2 separate regions of the Mus musculus genome follow, and region 2 is linked to region 1. The links are chromatin loops, found by intact Hi-C in ENCODE. Cell type or tissue: left cerebral cortex. All regions are shown on one strand. Links, peaks and the distances in the headings refer to the core of each region. The heading gives the core; the rest is flanking DNA. Region 1 overlaps Gm32081 (a long non-coding RNA gene). Region 2 has its middle 61 kb from the start of Pcgf5.

Region 1 (8,721 bases), core at 576-8,575:
ATTCATCACAGATCTAAGATATGGGTTCTTTATCGGGCATATGGCTTGCAGACATTTTCCCCCGTTCTGTGTCTTCTCCTTCTGTTAGCTTGACATCACTGAAAGACAAGTCTTAAATCGAAGAGTCCAGTCTGTTGGTTAATATTATTCTGAAAATTTTAGTCCAAAGTGTGACAAAAACATTTTCTCTCTCTTCTTTTTTTCTCTGTAAGGTCATTGGATCTTGGTAGGGCTAATTTATGTTCTTTTTCCCTTCATTTTTACTCAACTCAGCAGCAGGAAGGGGCCAAGGGCTAGATACCCTGAAGGGTCCTCCCTTACTGACCTACTGCCTCCTACTGGGTCGCCTAACAAGGTTTTCATCATGCTTCCAGATACTACCAGCTAGAGACAGGCTTTAGCACGTGAACCTGTGGAACATGATTTATATTAAAATAAATATAGGCTTTTAGGTAGCCCAGGCTGGCTCTCACCTTGCCTTAAAGTAGCAGAGGCTGACTGAGTGTCTGACCCTCTTGCCTCAACTTCCTGAGTGCTAGGACAACAAGTGTGCCCCACCACACTAGGTTGCATATACTGGGAGGACTGAATTCAGGGCTGGGTGCATGACAGGCATATATCCTTACAAGCTGAACCACATCCCTAGCCCCAGAACTGACCTCTTAATAATATCAAGCCCTCTGATCTTTGAGCCAATCTGTTACTTAGCCCTCTCTAATTCTTTTCAATAGTGCTTTGGAGTTTTTGAAATACATGTGAAATTTATTTCTACGTCAAAATTATTCTACGTCATATCTTAGACACTGTTGAAAATGGTTTTGTTGGGGGGGGGGTTCAGTCTTTAATTGCTTGTGTAACCTTTATAAACTCGCTTCTAGTACCATGTCTGTGAATATTATATCTTTACTTGGTATCTGACTGCCATTTGTTATTATTTTAATATAAATCATGTTCCACGGGTTCATGTGCTAAAGCCTGTCTCTAGCTGGTAGTATCTGGAAGCATGATGAAAACCTTGTTAGGCGACCCAGTAGGAGTCAGTAGGTCAGTAAGGGAGGACCCTTTAGTCCCTTCCTGCTGCTGTGTTCCTGTCTGTCATGGTCTGAGTTGCAGGCTCCAAGCCTCCTCAGCCGTGAACAGGAATGTTTGAAACCATGGGCAAACCCCACCTTTCCCGAACCTCATGCTCCTTCTGGTAGGTATTTGATCATTGGCTTATCCAGTCTGCATTTCTTCCCAGTGATACCGGCTAAGACCCCCAGTATAGTATTGTATGGGAGCGAGCACTGCGTGAACCTCTTTGGCTTACCCCTGATCTTAAGGAAAAAGCGCTTCGTTTTCCCTTGCTATGTATATGAAAGTTCTCTTCTATCTGTGTTGCTGGTGGCTTCTGGAAACCAGGCTCTGTTCCCCATTATTGCTCTCTGCTGTTGGAACACTGTTGCTCTCAGGACTTGCAGGTACACAAATACACCCACACACAAAAAACCATGAGATCCCCTTGAGATCCAATGTGATGTCAGAGGCTGCACTGTGTTTGCGCCTTCTAATGCTATTCGAGCTCTGACACTCAGGTCTCTCTCTCACCAGAACACTTTCTTCAAGCCTCTTGAACTCAGACTTCCCACTTCAGCTGCCCCCTTCGGCTGCCTCCTGGGAAGCACAGAGGTCAGTCTCCCTGGTCTTTCACATCATGTCCTAGGGCACCATGGCTCCTTTCTGCCGTCCCCTTTGCTCTGACCCTGTAAAGCCTTTAGGGTAGACTTCTTCAGGATGGGAAGGAAAAGGAAGTTTAGAGAAGATGATGAAAAATACTTTTTCAAGCTGGGTCAGTGTACTGGCTAGTTTTGTGTCAACTTGACACAGCTGGAGTTATCACAGAGAAAGGAGCTTCAGTTGAGGAAATGCCTCCATGAGATACAACTGTAAGGCATTTTCTCAATTAGTGATCAAGGGGGGAGGCCCCTTGTGGGTGGTGCCATCTCTGGGCTGGGAGTCTTGGTTCTATAAGAGAGCAGGCTGAGCAAGCCAGGGGAGGCAAGCCATAAAGAACATCCCTCCATGGCCTCTGCATCAGCTCCTGCTTCCTGACCTGCTTGAGTTCCAGTCCTGACTTCCTTGGTGATGAACAGCAGTATGGAAGTGTAAGCCAAATAAACCTTTTCCTCCCCAACTGCTTCTTGGTCATGATGTTTGTGCAGGAATAGAAAACCTGACTAAGACAAATTGGTACCAGCAGAGTGGGGTATTCCTATGACAACCTGACCATGTTTTGGGGAGGACTGTGGAAGGACTTTGGAACTTTGGGCTTGAAGATCCATTCGTTGTTAAGAGCTCTGTCAGATGTTGTGTAGGAGCTTGGAAGATGATGTTGAGAACAGTACAGAAGATGGAGGTCTGGTTTGTGAAATTTCAGAGGGAAAATTAAAGACTCTTTTCAGGGCCATTGCTGTTTTTATTGTGAAGATTTTGTAGTTCTGGTTAGCTGGGGCTGAAGAATCAGCTGTGGTTAACAAGATACCAGAACTACTAAAGCAAAAACTTAGCATTACTGGGACTATTGATGCTGGTTAGTTGGAGCTAAGAAATTAGCAGTGATTAAGAAGAGACCAGCATCATTGAGGTGACATCTTCTGGAAAGTATTTTCTGAAAGCACAAAGAGGCTGTGTTCCAGAGATAGCCAAGGTTGTACTCCTGCTGCAGCAGGACTTGGTAATGTGTAAGGGTCACCCAGGTGGTACTGGTTTTGAAGGCATGAAGTGGTCGCACAGAGAAGCTGAGGCTTGGCACTGTGAGAGGCCATGGAAGGCCATTGGTGAAGGTGCAGCCTCAGTTGCAATTGAAGGCCCAGGACTGAAGGGGTCATGCAGTGTTTTTGGAGATGCCAGTACCATGAGATGACCACCAAGAGCAGCAGCAGCAGTGGAGTACAGGCATCTGGAGCCCAGAGGACGACGAGTGTGCTACAAAGGGCATGGCTGGAGAAGTGACCCAAGCCCTTGGAGGAGCCCAGAAGATCGTGAGTTGGATCCCAGACATTGGACGGTTAGAGATTGATTTTTGCTTTGTGATTGTGCCCTGATATTTTCCCTCTTGAAGGAAGAAACTGTTTTAGTGGAGCCCACAGTTAAGAGACTTTTAATTGTAAAAGGACTTTGGATTTTAAAAGAGATGGATATTTTAAAGAGACTGAAATTTTAAGAATATGTAAAGACTGTGGGACTTTTAAAGTTATTTAGATCTTGGCGATGAATAAGAATGTAAGGGTTGAGGCTTACTAGTGATGTGTTTGTGTGTCAAGTTGACAAGGGGTCAATTGTACTGGCTAGTTTTGTGTCAACTTGACACAGCTGGAGTTATCACAGAGAAAGGAGCTTCAGTTGAGGAAATGCCTCCATGAGATACAACTGTAAGGCATTTTCTCAATTAGTGATCAAGGGGGAAAGGCCCCTTGTGGGTGGTGCCATCTCTGGGCTGGTAGTCTTGGGTTCTATAAGAGAGCAGGCTGAGCAAGCCAGGGGAAGCAAGCCAATAAAGAACATCTCTCCATGGCCTCTGTATCAGCTCCTGCTTCCTGACCTGCTTGAGTTTCAGTCCTGACTTCTTTGGTGATGAACAGCAGCATGGAAGTGTAAGCCGAATAAACCCTTTCCTCCCCAACTTGCTTCTTGGTCATGATGTTTGTGCAGGAATAGAAACCCTGACTAAGACAGCATGTTAGTGTTCTTCTTTTCCTGCTTTTCCAGTAGAACTGAGTGCAGTTCTCAGCACCTACTTATACATACAGACACAGACACACACACACACACACACACACACACACACACACACACAAATAAAAATAGCACATTTAGAAAATCCCAGCTCTGGTGTGAGGTAAAAATAACAAAGTGGTTGACCTTAAAAATGTTCCATGAATGGAACCGAGAGACATCTTGAGGGTAATGCTTCAGCAATGCTTGAGAATCGGAGGAATCTGTTTAACCTTAGGATGATGAAATAGGACTCAAACTGATCTAAAGAATGGAAAACCTCAATGTATTATTTCTTAAGTATCATGATTAAAAATTCATATTTGACTTAGGAAGCACAAAGTTGGGAGGGGTCACCAGATATGAGAAGGAGGCCATTAAAAGCAGGACTAAGAGTGTGGAGGAAGGTCAGAGCTGCAGGCGGTGGTTTGACCGCTGGCCTGGGCTAACAGTTAAAGCCTTGCAAATAGATGAGATACTCAAGGGAGAAGGGAGACAAAGAGCAGCCCTGGGCGTCTATCTCTGCCTGCAACATCTGCAGTTGGTGTGAGAGAAGGGAAAAGGAGACTGGGACAAAGACTCCATGGCCAGCCCGGTGGTGAACCAGCTTGTTTCAAGCATCAAGAAGCTCAGAGAGCATTGTGAGAATAATAACATCCATGCTTTAGACACAAAAGCAAAATGAAACCAAGACGCCATTTGATACAGGACCTAGAGTCTCCTCATACCCTGTCTGCCAAGTATAATTTCAGTAAAATAGTGAATATTAAATTCCACTTCAGACCCTCTAAAAGGGAGTCAGGTGAGGTTGTCTGATGTGTAGATCATACTAAGAATTTAGCTTCCAGAAGTGGAGGATTGAGCAGCGGTTTCAGGGTGGTTGTGGTGAGGGGCACACAGCATAAGCAGAAGAGCTTTCTATGAGGGAGAGCATAGCTATGGGTTTAATAATCATCGCTTTCTGTGTTCTCAACTATTACTACTGTAAAACATTTGTTATATTCAGAAGCCTTATTTTTAGAGAGCTAATTCACCCACTTAGTGTAAAAATAAAGAAATTTGCATTTAAAATGTAAATGATATAAGCAATAGATGTTGTCAAGGCCTTTGTACAAATGGGGAACCGGGCTCTTTTCAGTCGGGCTCTTCGCTCCTTTTGACTCACCAACTGCTGACATCAGGTGAGCTGGGGACTTGGGTTGGGGAAGCTGGACAGACAGGCTCCGTTGGCGGATGATGTAGGGCAAGAGGAAGGAGGTCTCTCAGGACAAGTTTTGGGATGCCTTTGCCTGCTTGCTCTAGTTTTGCACTGTCTGCTTTTCACAGGGCACTGGTGTTCCCTCCACACAGCACATGCTGTATGCCCAAGATGACTTCAGTGATAGATATACCATGAAAGCAAGCTAAAGAAAAATCTAGAAACTGTGTGTCAGCGGCAACGCCCCATCCCAGGCCGCTACCAATTTGAAGCTGATTTAGAGACACAATCCAATGAGAAACTGGAAACAAAAGTTAGTGCAGACAAACTCTTCCTTCCATCCCTTTGCTGGGAGAAGAGAGTTGAGACTGTTGAAAGCTGAAGTGGGCAGGGCTAGATGCGGAAGAGTGTTAGAACTGTTCACTGTTAAACATCACCAGTTGCTGGGCAGTGCATTGGAATCACCATGAGGCCCTAGAAAATCCAGATCCCAAGCCCTGTCCTCTGGTGACAAAACCAGACAGTGTGTCCCAGGTAACTTCTCTGTCCGTGCCAATGTGAAAACTGTTGTTTAAAGGCTCCAGGGATGGGAAGACGGTGGATGCCTTGAGAGGTTCTCTAGAGATCAGACAGCTGAGAGGCCAATACCTGATGCATCGGTGCGGAATTTTCAAGGCTTTGGAGGAGAAACAGAAGGGACGAAGAAAGCTAGAAGCTACAGAACCTAAGTATGAGGCTGGTTACAAGAATGAAGCACAAATCATATCATTATAGTCACACTGGCAGCATCTGTGTGCTCAGTCTATTTTACACTGAAAGACTAGACCCAGAACAATAACAAATTATACTAAAGCCAAGGCCAGAAAATGTCCTGGATTCCTAAGTGAAGACTGGGCTGTTAGGGTTGGGGAAGAAAGAGAGGACCAGGCCTTTGTGCTTTACTTGGAAGCTGGGTTAAGAACTATGCACATTCTATAAACCCTTCTCATAGGGTCTTCCTTCCTTTTTATGCTAAGAAATCCCTCTATGGAATTGTTAGCACACCATACTATTGCAAAAATATACAAGGCAACCAAATTATAAGGAGAGAAGGTTAGTTTGGGGCATGGCTTTAGAGATTTTAATGGATGCTCAATAGACTTTGGGCCCTCTGGTAAGGCAAGACGCCATGGTGGGAGCACGGGCCAGAAGAATTTGCTTCCCTCGTTGTGGCTGAGGAGCAAAGAGAAAGAATGACAAGGCCGGTACCCTAGATCCCCTCTAAGGGTACAATCCCACTGACCGAACATCCTCCCAACAGGCCCTCCTCTTAAAGATTCCACAGTCTCCCAAATAAAGTCAAGGGCTGAAAACAAAGACTTCAGTGTGCGACCATTAGAGGGTGTTCCAGATACAAACTACAGCAAGAGACGTAGCTTTGACTGGAAATTCTTCACCTCTTTCATGACTCTGGATCTCACCTGCCAGACGTCTACACGGATAAAGATGTGTGGGATCCCCTATAGGGGCCATCCCTCCTGTCCTTTCCCGGCTGTGTCATCTTCCTCTTGACTTCACCACAAGAAGCCCTAGATGATCCCCCGCCCCACACACATCTCCAGCCTGACCAGCTCTTATCTACTCGCCCCTCTACCCCACAATATGTCCTCCTTCCTCACTCCAGTTCCACTTTTGCATCCACTCCAGCCAGCGTTTACCTTTCTCTCCTCTACCAAACAGACCACGTGGAAGATGGTCCACTCTATGGTAGACCTCACATGTTAGCTTAGTGAGTGTCAAGGTAAGATTCACGAGTGTGAACGTTGGTAAGAGTTCATCTAAAAATCACAGCTCCCATTGCCAGGTCCCCAGCTACCCTCTCTCCATGTTCACAGCCTTTATTCCCCACATCTTAGAGGGAACTTCCAGATTGACTGCCTCTAAGTAAAAGCAAGATACAGCTTTCATGAATGTGTTAGTCAGGTTGTCATTGCTGTGACGAAATACTCGAGCTAATGGATGTATGGGGAAGGAAGGTTTGATGTGGTTGTCAGCTCTAACACAAGTTGTGTGGTCACCAGAAGGGAGGGAGTATGTTTGACCGACATCATATAGCACCCCGTTTAAAAAAAAAAAAAACCACAACGTAGAAGAAACTGCTCAACAGAATGAGTCGGAAACTTCATCATTTCTTTCTAAACACTAAGAGTATGGAGTGGGGGTGAAATTCAATCCTACATGCTGTGCTCCGGCACATGCTCATTTTGAGCCACCAAACCCCACAAGCCCAGCCTGGAGATGGAAACTGGACTCCAAGCCATAGCGAGTCTCCCTGCTTTCTTTGGGAGTGAGCCAGAAAGAGATAAAGGAAGTGTTGTCCCGGGGCAGCAGTAAACAGGCAAGGGACCAGAGGGCTTTTAATAAAACAGACCTTTATTGGGGCTAAAAATGACCCTAGGCTGACCCCACCCTAAATCCTGACAACGTCCAACTACAGGAATTTAAAGGAACAGAAGGCAGGCATTGCATCCCTGCGCACTGAGCAGGAAGCAGCCAGAACCTACAAGCAAGGAATGCATACACACATCTCCAGCACTGCAGCCCAAACAGTTTTCAGCCCAGACGCTGATGCACTTCTGCCTCAAATTTCTATCCTGTGACTCACAGGGAAGGCCCGAAGACAATAAAATATCCCAAAGACCTAAAATAGGTCCTCCTCCCCTCTGCCACCAGGGTGAGCTTCCCCAGGCATTTCTTCCTTTATTAGCCAGGCATGAATGGTAACATTGCCTGGGCTGAAGAACACATCTTTGTCACTGGTAAATATTAAAAAAAAAAAAAAATGAAAAAAGAAAGAAAGAAAAAGAGCCACATTCATAGAAAAGCACACCAGCCGTTCATTGATTAGCATCCAGTGCCACAGCCCTTCGCTGGAATTACAAACACTTTCAATGACACCGGATGGAAAGGCATTGTAGGAAAAAATATTTCTTAGACAGGATTGTCATTAAAGTGTGCCAAAAATAGAACTGTTTTTATTTAAGCATCCTCACTCCTCCAGCTTCTCCCTTCCCAGCAGCCCTGGCAGACAGCAAGGCTGTGCACAGGGAAATCACCAGAAATAGAGAAACTGGCTCCATTCATTTAAATTTGAGACACGTCAAAAGCAGACCTGTGAATAAGGTCTAGATGATGTGTCCTTCCTCTGCCAGCACAAGTGACAACGAGGCAGGGGGACACAACTGGACTGAAAATTCACTATTTAATAATCTCTAGGAGAAATGTAATTTTTTTCAATTTTAATTGGCCCCACTACCAGTCTGGTAGATCAGTTTCTCAATCTCTTATACCTCATGAGGAAGGAGAATTGGTCTCTTTGTGTCCAGCTTGGAGCTCCCATTTCATGGGGAAAGGACTGACTTGCGGAATTTGAAAATTCACCATCTTGAAGGCCAGGCTCCTTAGGTTTTGAAGTACAGAGGAGTATCTAGTTGGATGGTTGGTTGAGTTTTGGTTTTTGTTTTTTGGGGTTTTTTTGGGGGGGGTGGGAAGGGGAGGGTTGAGCTTTTTATCTGAAAATTTAAACAGTAAAGATTGTTATGACCCAACCTATGAAGCAACACATTCATATATGTTATTAAAAATTGAAATTTTGGGGAGCTGCCTCAGCCAATAAAGTGCTTACCACACATGCATGAGGACATGAATCCACATCTCCACCCCTCACATAAAAGCCAGGCCAGCTACATGTGCTTGCGTTTCCAGCATGGGAGAAGAGGAGGCAGGAGGAG
Region 2 (8,721 bases), core at 271-8,270, 140 kb after region 1:
CAAGATTACAACTCTAGTTACTAATATATCTCAGGACTGGAATAGTTTAACAATCATAAATGCATATTTGATTGAAGGTTATAAATTCATGTTGAATTTTAGTTCATATGTCAAATATTACTATTTTACTGTTAGTGTCTAAAGTTGGGTTGCATTAAAAATGGTTCTGTTAGGCTCACTGTGTAAGAGATGGAGGCGGGAGAAAGCAAAGCCATTACCATTGAACTAATAGGACTGTAAAGTGAAGAGAGGTCTTGAAGGTCTAGTTCATATCAAAAGGGTAACAGCTGAGGGAGACAAACTGAAGTAGATGTGCATGCATAAAAAGAAGGAGGAGTCAGAGATTGCCCGTTTTCATTCAAAAGTGTCCAGCGGGTTTGTAGTGACAGGGAGAAATCTCTCTCTCTCTGTGTGTGTGTGTGTGTGTGTGTGTGTGTGTGTAATGTATGTACACTCAAACCTGTGAGAGGACTACTTATGGGAATTCTCTCCTTCCACCAGGGATTGAGCTGGGCTCATTCTGTCTGTCGGGGAAGCAGTTTTGCCCACTGAGCCCACATGCCACTATCATTTTGTGTCTCAGACTCCTCTCTAATGAAATGAGGATTTGACCTAGAACTCTCTGCTTCCTTCCCACTTCCTAGAAGAGGCGAGTGAGTAAAGGGCAGGACTATAAGGTAGATTTTAGAGATCAAGTATTGAATTATAAATTTGGCTTGAAGTAAGACAGAAAAGTGGAACAATTACTGACTTTATAAGATAAAGGAAAAACATGTCTTTTTAAGAACTGACAGGATAATATAGCCCATGTCCTCCTGGAATTTCATAGTATGCCATTGTAGTCAGGAAATAGACAGGAATTGGAACTAGAAAGACAACTAAGATTTTCTTTCTCTTTTCCTTTTTTGGGGTTCAGGGGCAGGGGGTACATTGAGACAAGGTCTCACTACATAGCTCTAGCTGCACCGTAACTCACCGTGTAGACCAGGCTTTTCTTGAACTCACAGCAACCCACCTGCCTCTCTCTCCCTTCCAAGTGCTAGAATTAAAAGTGTGCACGCCACCAAGCCTGACTGAGACCTTCTTTAAACAGCAAACTAGTGCCGTGCCATGTCCCCACTGATGGCATCAAATGCATACGATGCACTAGAACTGCCCATATCATATCAAACATTCCCAATGAGGGCTTTAAAAGCTTGAGAGACTCGTTCCAGCTCTGGTATCTTCTAGCATGGGAAGGAAGCATGACGATACGCACCCATATCTGTTGAATCCTATCTCACCCACCCCATTTCCACTGCCAGGATGCATGGAGTTGTCTGTTTGCACAGCTGAAAAGAAGAATATTCTCATAGAACTCTGAACTTTAAAAGTTAGGAAGAAATATTTGCTGTTTAAGCTCCTTGCTCTCTGGCTGTCTATGTTGTCAAAACTGACTATAAAGTTTTTTATATATACTAATTTCCACAAAAGCCACTGGAGTAGATGATATTATTTTCCCTGATGTGTTGAAGAAGAAACGGTATGTGAGTTCAAGGTCACATGGCACAACATTTATCAGAGACGGTATCTGAATATGAGTAGACTTCAATGGCCATGTTCAATCACCTTGGTGTTCAAGTACCCGAACCTTACAGCCATGGATCTCTTATTTTAAAACCTTTTGGGCTAGACAGTGTTAGCACTCCTCTGTGGCTGTAAAACGCGATGGTTCGAATAATCCGAACTATACACGTATTTAGGATTTAATGTAGGTTTCTGAACAGTGTTTCTTTTGGGGGACTATGATGGAACATTCTCTAATTTGTTAGCCTTCCTTCATGTTTCAGCCAAGTTGGACCATATTATTTCCTGTTCCACCAAAAATGCTCCTCCTTGATCAATTTCGGGCCTTTCAAATCTTATTCCCCCTTCACAAATGTGATGAGATGCTACCTCCTCCAGTTGAGGACTTAAAATGACGTCCTGGACTGTTGGGATTTGGGGTTTGAGGAGGCGTTTCTGATAATGAGAAATTATAGGATAAGAAAGTGAGGAGGGAAACCTAACTCGAAGAGTAAGCAGGTGTCGTCAAGTGACCTGCATAAGCAGAGGCTCCTTTGAGGACAGACAATAGGCAAGCCACTAAATTCTATCCAGCGGTGCTCAACCAATGAGTGTATGCTGAAGACTGAAGATAACATAAGATAGCTGTCTAGCATTGTGTGTGAAAGGGCCACAGCACAGTGGCATCTAAATCTGAAGGCCTTAACGGGAAAGGTGGGCATGGCTCTTCATACCAGTGCCCGCAGCTGGCACAGGGATGGTGTGACCAGAACCTAGAGAGGGAGAATCGAAGGAGAGAGGAAGGAAGGAAGCACAAACAGAAAGGTGAGAAAGGACAGCTAAGGAAGGATGCCATGTAGGAAAGGAGAAGGCTAGGAGAAAGAAGTCACTATACAAAGGGAGGACAAGGTGCCGGAGAGGGGGTGGGCGACTGAACAGGGTGTTCACTCACACTGAATAAACCGACCTGGAGGATGAGTCCCAGAGGCAATCAGATGCTGCACCCAAGCCTGGGACATCTGTCACCTATCACGACGCTCTGGGCTGCATTCTCCTTTCCCTAACACCGGTCGTGCCATGCGTTAGCCAGTAGTTACAAGTGCACTGGCTTCTCATGCTTCTTCCACGTGCTGCTGACTGGGAGGCTGAGAAAGGAAGGAGAGGAGGAAGGACCCTTTGCTTTGAAGGGGTCTCCAGGAGAAGCTCCACTCTGTGATATCTGCCCCACTGCTCTGGGTGCTTCCTTCCTACTGGCCCCTGCTCGCCCTCCCCCCACCCCCAAGCTGGAGCCTTGGGGAGGGGTTGCTTTTATTGACAGCTAATCTCAGGATGGCCTTACCCTCCCTTAGTTGCAACTGAAGTTCCTTCCATGTATTTGTAGCTTATGTGAACTATCTGAGACAGAAACAGTTCATTGGATGCTTCTCCAGAGTCCAGATGTCTTCCCAATGGGACTATATGCAGCATATCTAGACAAAGAAATCCAGCCATTCCAGCAGTCACGACGGACCAGGGTCCATCTCATGACAGATCAGAAGTAGTGTTTGATCAGCCCAGATGAATCCACCTATGCTATCAGGACTAGATGGCTCTTAGTATCCCTAATCATCTGTAAAATGACTGAGTTTGTGCCTGTTGCTTTATGACTGTCTTTATTCACTTTGCAGCAGAGCTCAGTCACATACCACCTAGGGCTGATTACCCATTTTGAGTCCAGAGGCACACAGTTAGATGTAGGGAGTGAATACAGAGACAGGAAACACGGAGGACACACTTGGGTGTCAAAAGCGGTTGCTTTCGACAAGATGGGGAGTCTGTGTTCTCAGTTCTTCGAAGATTCAAAGTTCCCTGGGCCCAGACACTCAGACAACACAGGATAATTTTCAGTTTCATTTCTCCCAGGCTGCTGGAGCCCTGTTGAAACTTGGTCACTTTCCTCAAGACATTGAATAGAATGAGGGAGGAAGGTATCTTGGGGATAGAGACTGATCCCCAAATCAGACTGATGTCAGTAAGGGAATCCAGAAGACTACACACTGCTGTGGTAGGAGGAAGCTGAGATCGGGAGCACGTGAACAGGTAGAGGGAAGCCCAGTGCTCTCTGGCAGAGAACAGAACAGGATTCAGGCAATGAAAATCTGCCAACGCATTGAGGCATGGTATTTAGCCTCAGGTTCTGAGGTGACAGTTGGGCAGTAGAAAGAAGGCTGAAGATGTGCAAGTTCGCCTGTGAAGGAAGCCGAGACCATGGGAAGTCTCAGAAGATGCTCAGCACCAGGGCGAAGAGGTCACTTCTGGGAGGGACAACTTTTTGAATGTCATGTGGAAGCAAGGAGATTAAAAGCAGGGAAGCGGGAGGCAGAGAAGTACTGTGAGCTCCTACGGATCAGCTTCGACAAGAAGCCTCGACTTGACCAAAGACTTATTAATATTTGAGCTGCTTTTCTATCTGCTCAAGGCAAGCTTCCTGGTGGGGTTGGGGTGGAGGGGATGCAGGGTGGGTATCTAATCAACCCCTGGAGCATAGGCAGTTTCCAAGCCAGAGAAGTTTCAAGTTTCTCCTTGCCAAGGTCGCACCACTACAGGTGGGCTGCTCCAAGCTCCAGGAGCCTGCTTCGCTCCACGCCCACCCTGCCGGTCACCCCTGCTGTTCCCCTTCAAGCCCAGGCACCGCGGTGGGCTGTGACCCGCAGGCGCTCCAGGAGCTACGCAGCAGCGGCGGCGGCTGCTCCAGAAGGCCTGGCGGGCGGCGGCGAGAGGCTGTGCCCCAGTTTGTGTCCAATCAGGGAGTGCGGGCTGTGCCCCGAGCCGGGCAGCAATGCGTAAACAAACCCTCTGGCAACTCCTCCGCCCCCTTGGCGCGCTCGCCCCGCGCCCATCGCCGTCGCCTCCGCCGCCACCGTCACGGTCACCGCGGGCTCCGCTGCCGTCGTCCTTTTCCCCGCCCTCCCGCGGCCGGGCCACCCGGACCCCCCGCCCGCGCGGCTCGCGCCTCGCCACCGGGTCCTGCTCCGCCCCGCCCGCGCGGGCTGCTCACCTACCGCCCCACGCGCGCGCGCTCGTGCACCACGCGCCCCGTGCGGCCCGCCCGGAACGTGGCCTCCCGAGAGCTAGGTAAGAGCGATGCTCGGGGACCCCGGAGGCTTCCCGGCTTTGCGAAGTTTTTTTCCCCCTTTTTTAAAGCGTGGCCGATCTTCCGCTGGGCCCGGGGCGTGATCCCCGCGGGCGCCGTGAGAGCTCGGCAGGCAGTAGGGGTCGCGCGCAGCCGGGGGTCCCAAGTTGCCCACGCCGGGGCACGGGTGCTGGCGGCGCGGCTGGGCCGGGCGGGCTACGGGAGGGTCCCCGGGAACTTTCTCCTCCCCCGAGGCACGCTTGCCAGCGCGGCTCGCGGCCCCGGCCCCGCGGCGAAGGCTCCCGGGCTGGAGAGAGACAGGGCACGGTGTTTGAAGAAGCTGACGCAGTTGGTGACGCTCGCGGCTTCCTGAAGGGGACCGGCCAGGATCGAGCGCCTTTGCGAGGGGACGCGCGGGGCGGGCGCTCGGGGCCTTTACCCCCCTCTCCTGGAAGCTGCGTGGGGAGCCCCTCGGGCTCCGGGAGTGAGCACCTCTGCCGGGCGGCCCTGGCAGCGCGCGCCCCGCTTCCGTTTGGATCGGCTGGGGCTATTATATAAGATGCCACGGAGAGCAGAGGGGCGATCGGGAGCGCGGCGGCGAGGACGGTGGGGACCCACCTGTGCGCCACCGCACGCCTCGGGGGTCGCGTCGGAGCCAACCTTGCTCTCCGCGCCCCTGCCTGCCCCGGGACGCTCGCTCCCTGCCACCTAGCCCGGCTCTCCGCGTCTCTCGCTGCAGGCGTCTGTACTTTGAAACATTTGTTTAATATTAAGGAAGCTGCGTGTGCGGCCGTCATAGTACGCCGGGAACGTGTGGCCGGGAGCTCCGGAGCGGTGAATGAATCATCGCCCCGGTGGACCGCGCTCCGATGATTCACGCGGGCTCCACACGCGCGCGCGTACTCGCTGTGGGCCGCCCTTCTGCGAGGGCTGACGCCCGGAGGGGCGGGGGGAGTTCATGCGAGAGGGCGGCGGGTTTTTTTTTTTTTTTTTTTTTTTTTTTTTTTTTTAATTTAAACCTGCCACAGTAACTTTCGGGGTGTAGGGCTAACCCACCTTCCCCAGTCTTGCTTCTCGTTTTCTGGAAGGGTAATGAGATTCCACCTGGCTGGGTTAATGAAGCAGAGGAGGCGCTGATTCGCTGCAGGGCCCGGTCCAGTCCCATTCAGAATTTGAATGGTGTCAAGTGAGGGAGGTCTGCAGCATGGTTGGAATTCGAGTAATTGTGTCTACTTCAGCAGTTGCCAAGTAATTAGCAGAATCCTTAAAAGTGAGTCGATCTTAAACAACTGGTCCCTCAAGTAGATGATATAAAGATTAGCTTTATTTTTTTAAGTTTTAAAAGGCCATCTCGTTTTTCATTCATGAATACAGAATGTTTCCTACTGTCATTATTCCTGAACACCAACTTGACGTTCCCATCCCACCCCACACTTGAAGGACTACAGAGCAAATTTTCTTGTCATCTGGGGCTCACCTCCAGTGTCAGGCCCCCACAAATACTCTTGATCACCATACTTCTTAGTTCTTGGTCCTCCTAAACTACTTCATACCCCTCCTATTTTCTTAATAGCTCCTAATCGCTAAAAAAAAAATACTTTGTAGCAGCATTATTTAAGTCTGCTCTCCCCCTACAAGAATGTAAATTTCACAGAGGAGAAAGTGGAAGACTTTACCTGTTTGTTCATGTATACACTCGAGTCAACAGAAGCCTCATATACATTCGGGGCACCCTATGTTTGTTGACATGCCGAATGAATACATTTCTCTCCCTCATTCTTGGCAGGACGATCTTCAACAGTTGCAATGCCTTGCCTTTGGTGGGCAAGTTGCCAGTAGGGTACAGTTCTCACTTTCTCTTTACCGGTGTGATTTTCTCGAGATCGATCCGTTTCCTCCGCTGTGCAGTTAAGGGCACACAGTGACAGACCTTTAAGCATCCTGTTGTAAGATGCTTACTATGAAGACGGATATGAAGCTTTGGCACCACGTTTATTACTGAGTAAATAAAAATAGAGCTACTAGTTTAAAAATGGAAAAACTGCTAAAGCGAAATCAGCGTAGTCAAGTTGTCCCAGGCCTGAATGTTTCCGTTCGTTTGGAACACTGGTGTTTCTTCATTCCTCTTTCCTCCTACCTGTAAACCAAACTCATTCTTAGTGGTGGTGAAAACTGTCACAGTAATATAATATAGTATTAATTTAAACAAACTCAAAGCGTTCTTTCTCTGTCAGGGGCCCTAACTCTAATGTGTTGTTGATTTTGGACACAGAATAGTAGCTAAAAGGTGTTGTCTAAAATTATCCTTTAATTGACTCGATTGAATATCACAAGGATTAGAGCTACAAGTCAATATGGGAGGACGGTTTGGATGTAGTACTTAATACTCAGATGACTACCTTGATAAAGTATGTTATTATAAAGAATAAACTGCAGAGCGTGTTACTCAGCCTCAGTTTCGTAGCAGTACAGTCAGCTCTCAGTGTTTCCACGGTCCACTGCTGAATAGGAGTGGCCGCCCTGCCTCATCCTCGCAACTAGTCATTTCTGGAAGTGTAACTTCAAGACCGAGTTCAGAGAACACAGCATTTTAGAGCTAGCTACAAGAGATCTTGAAGTTGCAGGCTACATCCTTTCAGAACCGTCTCTGAAATGACTTAGGTAGTAAAGGGATTTGCTCAAGATTCAGAGCTGGGACTAGAACCTAGAATCTGGAGTTTGTGTTGTTGTGGAAGCCCCAGCGTTAGTCCAAGTACCAACAGGTGGGGAGGAATTGCTCCTCCGACTAACAGATTGTCTGCCTCTTGCTTGTGAACACTTTACAGGGAGTAAAATCATACCTCACTTGGATTTGTATCTTCCCATGTCTCCCATCTGAGGGATTCAACAAATACTTGCTGAATCTGGTTGGACAAATGGCTTTTCAGTGGATAACATACTTAAGAAGTGAAAACTAGGAAAGGAGTTTTTCTGGCAAATAAGAATAGGCCTTCGCAGTTTTATGGTGATGATGCTACCAATTTTAATGTCTCTAAGTTTTAATGAAAGTGACATGGAACTTTTCATGTGCGCTCTGTCTTGGTTAGCATAGTGGTATCTGGAGACATAAGTTTGTTCACGTAGTGGGTCTTACATTTGTAACAATAGTCAGTAGAAAAGAAAGCCTGAATTTCAGTTCTGTGTCTAGCAGGAAGCCCTCTCTATAATGAGGTACTTGACTTTGGGAGAAGTTCTCTCATTTTGTGTGTGTGTGTGTGTGTGTGTGTGTGTGTACACGTGCGTGCACATAGTGGTGGCAGCATTGGTGCTGTGTACACTGAAGGATTGTGTGAGCATGGTCTACTGTAGAAGGACCTGGTATAGAAAGGGCTCTTAATGAGTTATATCTGAAAGTTGGGTGTGTTTGTGCATACATCTGTAATCCCAGTACTTGTGAAGTTGAGGCAGGAGGATCAGGAGTTCAAGGTCATCCTGGGCTACGTAATGAGTTCAAGGCCAGCTTTTACTAAATGACACCTGGTCTCAAAAGAAAACAAACCAACAATAAAATAAATACTAACTGTTCTACATTCCACACGTATGCATCCGTGGGGCTGACACGGAGGGATTAAATGACCCCTGTGGCCCCTGAGGTCTGGCCCAACTCTTTGGTTTTAGGAACAGGCTACATTTGTGCTGTTCTGAATTTTTAATTTTTAATTAAAGTGATACCTATATTCCTACATCCTGTGAACTGAAAAAAAAAAAAGCTTAGTTTCTAGGCCTCCTAAGTATTTGTTTTAATAAACATTGATAAATTAACTACATTTTTATTCTATACACTATGTAGATTAACTTAAACATTCTCTTAGTTTACTATATGAAAGGCAGTATGAGAAGTGTATGGGATAATCAGAGACTAGGAGAACCTTACAAAGTTACTTAGAGAAAGTATGATGGATAACCAAAGGCTGTGTTACATGGAGCTGTTAAAGAATCGTAAGAAAATACATGGCGATTTTAGAAAAGAAAAACAAATCTATTATTAGCCAGAAAACTAGGGAAAGAATCAAGGGATTGCACAA

Evidence for each region. Peaks named below come from ENCODE experiments on the same cell type or tissue, not always from the same donor. Only the 100,000 strongest peaks of a DNase experiment are listed, where the experiment ranks them.
Region 2: a loop joins it to region 1, with 7 times the contacts of the local background. A loop is called at or near these places in 2 of 42 quality-filtered maps.

The regions. Positions count from the first base shown.
Region 1 is chr19:36,200,602-36,209,322 of GRCm38, forward strand. All of the region lies in intron 1 of Gm32081 (a long non-coding RNA gene), which reads left to right. Among named protein-coding and RNA genes, the nearest start is that of Gm32081, 20 kb to the left of the region's middle. In left cerebral cortex, for the core only: a CTCF peak has its summit at 7,720; DNase peaks (open chromatin) are centred at 5,100, 7,561 and 7,992; H3K27ac peaks cover 401 bases.
Region 2 is chr19:36,343,911-36,352,631 of GRCm38, forward strand. It overlaps a transcript of Pcgf5 not described here. Among named protein-coding and RNA genes, the nearest start is that of Pcgf5, 61 kb to the right of the region's middle. In left cerebral cortex, for the core only: a CTCF peak has its summit at 5,153; DNase peaks (open chromatin) are centred at 3,891, 4,448, 5,115 and 5,503; H3K4me3 peaks cover 2,623 bases; H3K27ac peaks cover 1,698 bases.